Linked DNA regions of Homo sapiens: region 2 is linked to region 1. The links are chromatin loops, found by intact Hi-C in ENCODE. Cell type or tissue: OCI-LY7. All regions are shown on one strand. Links, peaks and the distances in the headings refer to the core of each region. The heading gives the core; the rest is flanking DNA.

What was found. A loop is a pair of places that touch in the nucleus more often than their neighbours do. Peaks named below come from ENCODE experiments on the same cell type or tissue, not always from the same donor. Only the 100,000 strongest peaks of a DNase experiment are listed, where the experiment ranks them.
Region 2: a loop joins it to region 1, with 5 times the contacts of the local background. A loop is called at or near these places in 11 of 110 quality-filtered maps.

Annotation. Positions count from the first base shown.
Region 1 is chr2:86,445,090-86,450,473 of GRCh38, forward strand. KDM3A (lysine demethylase 3A) reads left to right here. Exons shown (of 26, transcript NM_018433.6): 3 at 4,718-4,873. Among named protein-coding and RNA genes, the nearest start is that of KDM3A, 6.4 kb to the left of the region's middle. In OCI-LY7, for the core only: no CTCF peak of the experiment used is centred there; no DNase peak of the experiment used is centred there.
Region 2 is chr2:86,497,963-86,503,346 of GRCh38, forward strand. No RefSeq gene overlaps it. Among named protein-coding and RNA genes, the nearest start is that of KDM3A, 59 kb to the left of the region's middle. RefSeq lists a silencer at 2,511-2,711. In OCI-LY7, for the core only: no CTCF peak of the experiment used is centred there; a DNase peak (open chromatin) is centred at 2,609.

The sequences.
Region 1 (5,384 bases), core at 1-5,000:
GTCTCCAGACCTTAAACACTAGGCTTTAATATTCAGGTAGAGCGAGGTTAGAGCATTTTATTTTGCTAGCCTCTATATCCCTAGCACCGAGAACACTGCTTGGCATGTAGTGTGTGCTCAGCTATTTGAATGGATAAGTGAAGGAATCATAAAATTATTACCTCTCCTATGGAGAAACAGTTTAGAAAGAATCTACTGATGAGGCAGTAGCATTCTCTTCATCTGGAATAACAACAGATCTTAATTAGATGTGGCTATAAAGACTGCTTTAATCTTATTTTTATCCTGCTCTTTCTACTTGAGTATGAAATGAGTTGCTTCCTAGCTGATTTTGTTCACATAATTATGCGTGGTGGGAATGCCCTGCTTCCTTAACTTGTCCTTTTTTCTTTGAAGCCTACCTTTTTCTTGAGTCTAATGCCCTGCTTCCTTAACTTGTCCTTTTTTCTTTGAAGCCTACCTGTTTCTTGCGTCTAATGCCCCTTCTTAGTCCTTACAGGTGTCCTTAGCAGGCAATTAGTCCTTGCCATCTGTATGTACCATTTCCTGCTATTGTCAGCAATTTGGTGCCTTGACTAATGCCTAGCCTTTCATTTTTGCACACCATTGAAACTTTAATGTTAGTGCAATCTGCTGCCAGTCAAGCCATGTAAAATGAAAAAACTTCTAGCACGGTATAAAAACTGTTTACCCCTTTTAATTGAATGCTGGACCTTGGGATCTTCGACAAACATTTAGGCATAAGAAGACATAAGTGGAAGCACAAGGAATTAATTTCTTTGTGGAGTAGTGAATTAAGTGGTATCCTGCATTGTAGTGCAAGGCATAAAATAGACATGTAATTAAAAATTTGTCTAAAAACCATATCATTCTGTGCTCCTGCTTTTAAACTTGGAAACATTTTCATTGGTGTTTCTGATGGCCTTTATAATCATATAGTCAGGTGAGATGAGAGTATGGTAAGAGTGGGAGATTTTGATATTAGTTTATTAGATACAATATTAATTCATATATCAGAAAGATTTTCTGTTGGGGAAACATTGGCTTGAAAAATCTGAAATATCGAGCATTTGGTCAAGGTGTTTCATAGGTACTAATAAGGTACACATTTGCAAAATACCCATTAAAAGAAGAGCAGATTTCACAATTATAGGTAGTGAATCATAGTTGACTCTGGCCTTTGAAGCCACACAGTGTAAGTCACATCTCATTGTGGGCCAAAGGAGCATGGGTGAAATAACACAATTTAGAATAGAAACTAGCTGCATCTGTCAGCTTGCATGAGCTTGGTCAAGTCACTTTAGTTCTTACTGAATTTAAATGTCTTTTTAGGCCAGGCGCAGTGGCTCATGTCTGTAATCCCAATAATTTGGTAGGCCAAGACGGGTGGATCATCTGGTCAGGAGGTCAGGAGTTCAAGACCAACCTGGCCAACATGGTGAAACCCAGTCTCTACTAAAAATGCAAAAATTAGCCAGGTGTGGGTGGCACTCACCTGTAATCCCAGCTACTTGGGAGTCTGAGGCACGAGAATCACCTGCATCTGGGAGGCAGAGGATGCAGTGAGCTGAGATCGCGCCACTACACTCCAGCTTGGGCAACAGATTGAGACTCTGTCTCAAAAAATAAAATAAGTGTTTTTTTGTAGAAATGTCCACAGAAGAAGCTTTTTTGGGGGATGTCATTAAGTGTAAAACCTCAAACCTTAAGGCACAAATGAAAGATGCTTTGTTTTTTCTGGAAATGGGGTCTCACTCTGTCACCCAGGCTGAAGTGCAGTGGCACAATCATAGCTGACTGCAGCCTCAACTTCCTTGGCTCAAGCAATTCTCCCACCTCAGCCTCCTGAATATCTAGGACCACAGGTGGGCACCACCACTCCTGGTTAATTTTTGTATTTTTTGTAGAGACGAAGTTTCCCCACGTTGCCTTGGCTGGTTTAGAACTCCTGGACTCGAGTGATCCTCCTGTCTTGGCCTCCCAAAGTGCCGGGATTACAGGTGTGAGTCACCATGCCTGACTGACATATATGGTTTTGATAGGAAACTTTTGAACAATATTGAAGAAAGCTCACAACTTGTTGGTTTTCTTATATATTTTTTAAAGTCATCTTTTTCCAAACCAAAATAATGTGATTTTTGGCTAATACAGCATAATATTTGAAAGTCATAAACTTAAATTGTTTTTAAGGAGGTAAACTTTTTTTTTTTTTTTTCAAATCACTCAAAAATTGGGATATGGAAAGGGGCCCTGTCTGTCTTTTGGTTTAGGGTTATCTTAAGCTTTAGATAGTGATCTGGTAAGAACTGTGATGTTGCTTAAGTTTTGGGAAACCACTTAAGATCTTAATCCTTCTTAATTCTGCACTTTTTTTTTTTTTTGCTGAATAGATATTAGATAATTGTGTTGAAGATCCTCTTTCCCCTGCTCCTAACTTAATAAGTGATACCTTGATAAGATTTGAATTAACCATGGAGGTATTAAAACTACCTAGTTGTCTTGCCAGACACTTTACATACACTGTCTTTTAAAATATGCCTAACTATGCAATGAGAGGTGTCACTTTTTTCATTTTGAAAAACATTGAGAGAACTTAGATTTTCTAAGTGAGGGTTCTTAACCTGGGGTGCAAGTTAGTTGGTTTCCTTTGTAATCATAAGTATTTTATTTTATACATGTAAAATCATTCTAAGAGAGATTCAGTGTAGCTGGGAATTCAAGGTCTCTGAATCTGGATCTAGAATTTGTGTGTGCTCATTCCTCTTATACCACATTGCTGATAAATAAGAAAACTGTCTACCTAAAGCTTGGTTGGGTTTGAGGTTGATGTGAATATGGAGCAGAAAGACTAGCCAATTTAGGGGAGATGTCAGAGCATATGGATTCTGTGGCTAGGAAACAGAAAGGAAGATGGGCAGTCTCTGCCCACCTTTATGAAAGACCATTTGGTTGATTACAGTGATAGAAAACATATAACCAGGGAGAAACGTATGTGGGCCTTGCCACGTGGGTGTTCACATTTATTCTGATTTGGAAAGTATTCAGTAATAACTGCAAAGTTAAAAGCCTAAAATACCAAGAAGATATGTAGTTTCCTAGGTAAAGTCGCCTGGGAGGTTAGGGATGCATGTTTTGTTGGCTGAGAAGGGTAGGATAGATCTTAGATTTCATTTATTTTTATCCTGTAGACTGGAGAAGGTTTGGGATTGGGGCTAATGTGGGAATTTAGTGCCTTCTAAGCAGGTGAGAGAAACAAGATAGGAACCCAATGCAGAGGGAAATTTATTCATTAATCTATGCTAACAAGTATTTGAGTACCAATTAGATTCCATATACTAGTGATATACAGTTGTAAGCAAAAGCAGAGACAGACTTTGACCTATTAGAATTTAATTGTCAATCAGTTAACAAATAAATAATGCAAAGTGTGGATAAGAGCTAAGACGGAAAAGTACAAAACTTTGAGTACAGTTAGTATGGGGACCTCTCTTGGGAGAGAGAGGCACTTTGGTAAGGGAAGGTTTGTTTGAGGAAAGGATATATGAATTGTGCTCTGATAGATGAAGTTAACTAGTTAATAAACTGAAGGTTGAAAAGGGATGTATGAGTGATGTCTGTAAAATGATGAACAGATTTGATAGATGATAGATGTATTAACTAATTCCTGGAAACCAAAATGAGAGACCTCTTTAGTAAGAGGAGGAATTTTAAATCAAATAAAAACAGTGATTTTTACACTGAATATCGAGGGAGTTTATTGTCATTGGTAGAATACAAAAAGCATTGAAGAGGACCTAGAGTAAGTTAAGGGGTAGCATATTTATAATAGGTTAAGGAAGCTGGAGTGTTTCAATGCTTTTATATGACTTTGAGTTTTATGGTTTTGTAAACAATTCCTACTCATAGATCACTCCCAGAAGCCCACTTTTAGACTGAATTTTCTTAATGTCTTTAAATATGTATACAGGTTTTAAGAGTTGTAGCCTTAGGGTTAAAAGTATTATGCAGGTCAGAAGCAGAAAACATTACAATTACTTGGAAAACAATATTTCAAGGTAGTTTAACTTTCATATAAGAAGCTAGAGATAGTTCTGAAAAACTTTGTGGTCATTTTGTTAATCACTCGTTTCTATGTTATCCAACAAGTAGTTTAAGACTCCAAATTCTGTGGTAAATTTCCTAGCTTATTCAACTGAAAGGGATATTGAAGATGTGCTGTATATTAGGCCTTGTGCTAAATTTACTCATTCCAGAGGAATTCAAAAGGAGGTGGTGGATTGTGGTGATGGGGGGTCATCTTAAGCCCACTTATATTGTCAATAGACAATTACAGTGCAGTTTTATTAAGTACATCTTTTGAGTTTCAAATTTTTGTCTTGCAATTCCAAAAGCTCAGATGTCTAATTAATGTATGTAAACGCCTGATAAGTAGGGGTTGTTTGGTTTCTGGGCTTCCCAGGGGTTTACTTTAGGGACACAGACTGGCCCAAAAAGCCTTGACTTCTGCATCCCGAAGTGAGTTGGGAGCCAAAGCCTGGTTCATGTGTGATTATGTATTGTGGGCTGTGACAGGAAGTGAGGGAGCTGGAAGGGGGAAAGCACATCCAGATAAAGGATTCAAATAGAATAATGAAGGTATAGTTCAGCTGGGGCATTTGTAATGCTTATTTTAATAAATTGAATCTGCTTCCCCCACCCCCCAATTTTGTCTGTCTAGGTGTGTGTGGAATTTGATGGGGAATCTTGGAGGAAAAGAAGATGGATAGAAGTCTACAGCCTTCTAAGGAGAGCATTTTTAGTAGAACATAATTTGGTTTTAGCTGAACGAAAGTCACCTGAAATTTCTGAACGAATTGTACAGTGGCCTGCAATAGTGAGTAAAACTTGGGCTTATTGAACTCCTGAGAAGAGGGCATTTTATCCATTGTGGGTACAAAAGGAATATGTAAATGTAATGCCAGAAAGTCAGAAAAGCTCCCAGGATCTCCTGCCAGCCCTTTTAAGAACTCTGCACTTCTGAGCGAGTCCCTTGACTTTGTTGGACCTCGTGTTCACTTGACAAATAGGGATGGAGGTAGTAGTGGGAATGTCTAGGTCAGAAGGCAGGAACTAGCAGTCATATGCAAACATATAGATCTGTTTGGTTTGGCCCTTGCAGTACTTTCAAAACATTTGAATTAATTGCCTACTTTAAAAAATGTGGAGAATACATCTGAAAATCTAGATTTCCATTGTCTCTTAAAAAATCTACAAGATAATGGCAACACTGGAGCCTTATGGCAGCAATGGGCTAGAGCCAAATAGTAGCTGTTGCCTTGCTCTCTGTAGGGTTTCCAGTCTTGATCTTATGATCTTTAAGGTTCCCTCTGGATTATTATATTTTT
Region 2 (5,384 bases), core at 319-5,318, 53 kb after region 1:
AACCCCTCTAGTGTATTTTCAAAAATTTCAAGTTAGTATACATTTGAGCTCCAGCGTTTCTGTGTGGTTCTATTTTATACTTTGTTTCTTTATTGAGATTTCATTCATAGTGTTTTCCTGGTTTCCTTTTTAGTTCATTTGTCCATGGTTTCTTTTACCTCCCCAGCTTTTCTTCCCAGGTTTTAGGCAGTCCATTGTATATTTATTTCAACTATAATCTTTTACCTCAGATAAAAGGCGCACTTTTTTCCTGATTGCCTTACAGTGTTTTCAAGCAATGCCTTCAGCTTTTCTGCCAAGGAGGTTCTCAGGCAAACCGGAGATGAGCACCTTGTGTTAGTCTCCCAGACAGGTTTATGGCAGACACATATAACTTGTGAATAAGGCCTGCTTTGTTCCCTCTGGAACCAAGGACCAGGGTCTGTGGGCTGCTGTATTCAAGACCACTGCCATGCTGGGAGGGGCAAGTAAAAATGACACAAAGCTTTCTTACCAGTATTAAGTTTCCTTTTTCTTAATCCAGATTTACTTGGTTGCTTTACAGTAACCTTTGTTTTCCAGAGCTCTGACAAAGTGGGTTCAGGGGTGTTCCCCTCTCTGGAAGGATGGGTGTTTGAACCTGTCTACTCCAACATCTTGCTGATATTCTATAAATCTATTTTTGAAACTATAATTACGTACAGGAAAGAACTTCCTTACCCTAAAACAAGGTATTTCCCCACTATGGCTTAGATCTGCATTTCTGAGATGGTTCAGTGGCTGGGGGATGTTAATTCTGATGCCTCAAAAGAAAACTGTATTGGTCAAATAAATTTGGAAAAAGCATATGAAAGCCTTAGAAACGTTCTAAAGAAAACCTGTTTTATGTTTATTTTAACCAAACATTTCCAAGTCCTAAGATCCTTTTCTTACTGATAATCAAGATTACCATTTGAAGAGCACCTGTCACTACAGTAGGACAAGAAAAATGGTCCCAGTTAATTGAAAGCTTTGAAAGCTGTATGATTTGTCAGTTGTGGGATTGGAAAAAGGCCCAAAGCAGACATGACTAGTACTATTTGGAAACAAATGAGTCAGAACCCCATCTCTCCAGGAGTTCCAAGACAAACAAACACACACCTGGAAATACATAATCAAGGTGCCTAAAGCCATGTGAGCTGTATAATTGCTAAGTGTTCTGGAAGACAGACATCTTTGATAGGAGATTAGACGGATGGTCAGGTTACAGCCTGCCTGGAGTGAACTACTAGGTGACCACCTCAAGCTGAAAAGTGATTTTTAAAAAGCTATGTTTCAAAACAAACAAAAATGAGATGGTGGTATGAAATGATAGTTTGAGTGCCCTTGGAAATGAATAAATGGTTTTATTAGGGCACCAAGTAGATCCTATATGTGTTTGTTTGGGGTGAGATGTGGGATGGGGTGGGTGGGAGCTGATGCTGCTATTGCTGGATCCAAGTTGAGTACCTGAAAATGGAGAAACTTTTATTGCACGCCTGTACAACCATTATTTGCCTTCCACATCATAACGCCTTCTAGGGCTAAGTGTCTGACTCATTTTGTCTCCAGTGATGCGTGTGTTAGTCCATTCTCACGCTGCTATAAAGAACTACCTGAGACTGGATAATTTATGAAGAAAAGAGGTTTAATTAACTCACAGTTCTGCAGGCTGTACAGGAAGCATGGCTGCGAGGCCTCAAGAAACTTACAGTCATGGCAGAAGGGCGAAGGGAAAGCAAGCACCTTCTTCACATGGCAGAGGGAGAGAGCAAGCAAAGGGGGAAGTGCTACACACTTAACCAGATCTCATGAGAACTCACTGTCATGAGAACAGCAAGGGGGAAATCTGCCCCCATGATCCAATCACCTCCCACCAGGCTCTACCTCCAAGACTCAGGATCACAATTCAACATGAGATTTGGGTGGGGGGACACAGCCAAACCATATCATTCCACCCCGGCCCCTCCCAAATCTCATGTCCTCACATTTCAAAACACAATCATGCCTTCCCAATAGCCCCCTAAAGTCTTAACTCATTCCAGCATTAACTCAAATGTCCAAGTCAAGTCTCATCTGAGACCAGCCAAGTCCCTTCCTCCTGTGAGCCTGTAAAATCAAAAACAAGTCAGTTATTTCCAAGATACAATGGGGATACAGGCATTGGGTAAATGCTCCCATTCCAAATAGGAGAAATCAGCCAAAACAAAGGGGCTATGGGCCCCATGCAAGTCCAAAATCCAGGAGGGCAGTCATTAAATCTCAAACCTCCAAAATGATCTTTGACTCCACGTCTCACATCCAGGCCACACTGACACAAGGAGTGGGCTCCCAAGGCTCTGGGCAGCTCTGCCTCTGTGGCTCTGCATATAGTCCCCACAGCTGCTTTCACAGGCTAGCATTAACTGCCTGCAACTTTTACAGGTGCATAGTGCAAGCTGTCAGTGGATCTACAATTCTGGGGTCTGGTGGATGGTGGCCCTCTTCTCATAGCTCCACTAGGCAGTGCCCCAGTGGGGACTCTGTGTGGGCTCCAACCCCACATTTCCCCTCCACACTGCCCTCGCAGAGGTTATCTATGAGGGCTCTGCCTCTGCAGCAAACTTCTGCCTGGACATCCGGGCATTTCCATACATCCTCTGAAATCTAGGTAGAGGTTCCTAAACCTCAACTCTTCTGCACACCTGCCTAACACCACATGGAAGCCACCAAGGCTTGGGGCTTGCACCCTCTGAAGCAGCAGCCCAAGCTGTACCTTGGCCCCTTTTAGTCACAGCTGGAGCTGGAGTGGCTGGGATGCAGGGCACCATGTCCCAAGGCTGCACAGAACAGTGGGGCCCTGGGCTGGCCCACAAAAGCATTTCTTCCTCCTGGGCTTCCATGCCTGTGATGGGAGGAGCTGCTGTGAAGGTCTCTGAAATGCTCTAGAGGCATTTTCCTCACTCTCTTGGCTGTTAACATGAGGCTCTTCTTATGCAAATTTCTGCAGCCTTGAATTCCTCCCCAGAAAATGGATTTTTCTTTTTCACCACATGGTTGGGCTGCAAATTCTCCAAACTTTTATAAAAGCTCAGCTTCTGTTTTAAATATAAGTTCCACTTTGTTCATGCAAATGAGCATAGGCTTTTAGAAGCAATCAGGCCACATCTTGAACACTTTGCTGCTTAGAAATTTTTTCTGCCAGATACCCTCTCGAGTTCAGAGTTCACAGATCTCTAGAGCAGGGGCACAATGCCACCACTCTCTTTGCTAAAGCACAGCCAAGAGTGACCTTCACTCCAGTTCGGAATAAGATTCTCATCTCCCATCTGAGACCAACTCAGCCTGGACTTCACTGTCCATATCACTATCAGCACTTTGGTCACAACCATTCAACAAGTCTCTAGGAAGCTGCAAACTTTCCCTCATCTTCCTGTCTTCTTCTGAGCCCTCCAAACTGTTCCAACCTCTGCCCATTACCCAGTTCCAAAGTCACTTCCACATTTTCAGGTATTTTATAGCAATATCCCACTTCTCTGGTACCAATTTTCTGTATTAGTCCGTTCTCACACTGCCATAAAAAACCACCTGAGAGTGGGTAATTAATGAAGAAAAGAGGTTTAACTGACAGTTCCGCAGGCTGTACAGGAGGCATGGCTGGGGAGGCCTCAGGAAACACAGTCGTGGCGGAAGGGCAAAGGCACCTTCTTCACATGGTGGAGTGGGAGAGAGTGAAGCAGGAAGTGCTATACACTTTTAAACAACCAGATCTCATGAGAACTCACTATCATGAGAACAGCAAGGGGAAAATCCGCCCCCATGATCCAGTCGTCTCCCGCGAGGCCCCACCTCCAACACTCAGGATCACAATTCAACATGAGATTTGGGTGGGAACACAGAGCCAAACCATATCAGTGCCCAACAAAGTGTATGAGGGAAAAAGGAATGCGTGAACCAACAGTGCTCTTTCCTTACCTGAGAGCAAGCAAGAATGGAAAAAACGTGACCTCTCAACAATTAAACCAACCCTACGTTTATATCATTTTCTTTGAGTGGCTGGAAGAGAGGTTATTACTATTCTGGCTATCCAACCATCCACCCAGAACAAGTTTAATTATCCACATAAAAAATATTCAGGGATTATGAGCATCCCATATTTTCAACATCATCCTGTGAAGAAACTAGCTGGATTAAGGCTATCACAAAACAATAAACTGGCATTGCTGTATGTCAGTTTTTGCCAACTTGACCTGTGGATTCAATGCAATCCCAATCAAAACCCAGCAAAGTATTTTGTGGATCCTGACAAACTGGTTCTAAAGTTTACATGGAAAGGCAAAAGACCCAGAATAGCTGGCACAATATTGAAAGAGAAAAAGGTCAGAAGACTGATATTACCCAACTTTAAGACTCACTATAAAGCTACAGTAATTAAGATAGGGTGGTAATGGTGAAAAAATAGACATAATCACTGGAAACAAATAGGGAGCCCAGAAATAGCCCCACACAAATATAGTCAACTGATCTTTGACAAGGAAGCAAACGCAATACAATGGAGAAAAGACAGTCTTGGCTGGGGCAGTGGCTCATGCCTGTAATCCCAGCACTTTGGGAGGCCAAAGAGGAAGGATCACTTAAGTCCAGGAGTTCGAGACCAGCCTGGGCAATATAGTGAAACCTCATCTCTACAAAAACACCTTTAAAATTTAGCTGAGCATGATGGCATGCACCAGGGGAAGGATCACTTGAGCCCAGGAAGCAGAGGTTGCAGTAAGCCAAAATGGCATCACTCCACTCCAGCATGGGTCGACAGAGTGAGACCCTGTCTCAAAAGAAGTATTTTCAACATCAACAAATGGTGAACAACTGGACATGCACATGCAAAAAAAAAAAAAGAAATCAATCTAGACACAGACTTTAACACCCTCACAAAAATTAACTCAAAGTAGATCACAGACCTAAATGTAAAACACAAAATTCCTGGAAGATAACAGGAGAAAATCTAGATGGCTGTGGGTTTGGTGATGATTTTTTAAAATACAACACTAAAGGCACAATCCATGAAAAACACAGATAAGCTGGATTTCAATAAAAATAAAAACTTCTGCTTTGTGAAAGCCACTGTCAAGATAATGAGAAGACAAACCACAGACTGGGATAAAATATTTGCAAAAGGCACATCTGATAAAGGACTGTTAGCCAAAATAGACAACACTTAAAATTCAATAATCAGAAATACCCAATTAAACAACAGGCAAAAGACCTGAAAAGACAACTTACCAAGAAGCAAGCATATGAAAAGATGTTCAACATATGTCATGAGGGGACTGCAAATGTCAATCAATCAGGTACCACCACATAACCATTAGCATAGCCAAAACCCAGAACGCTTACACCACCAAATGCTG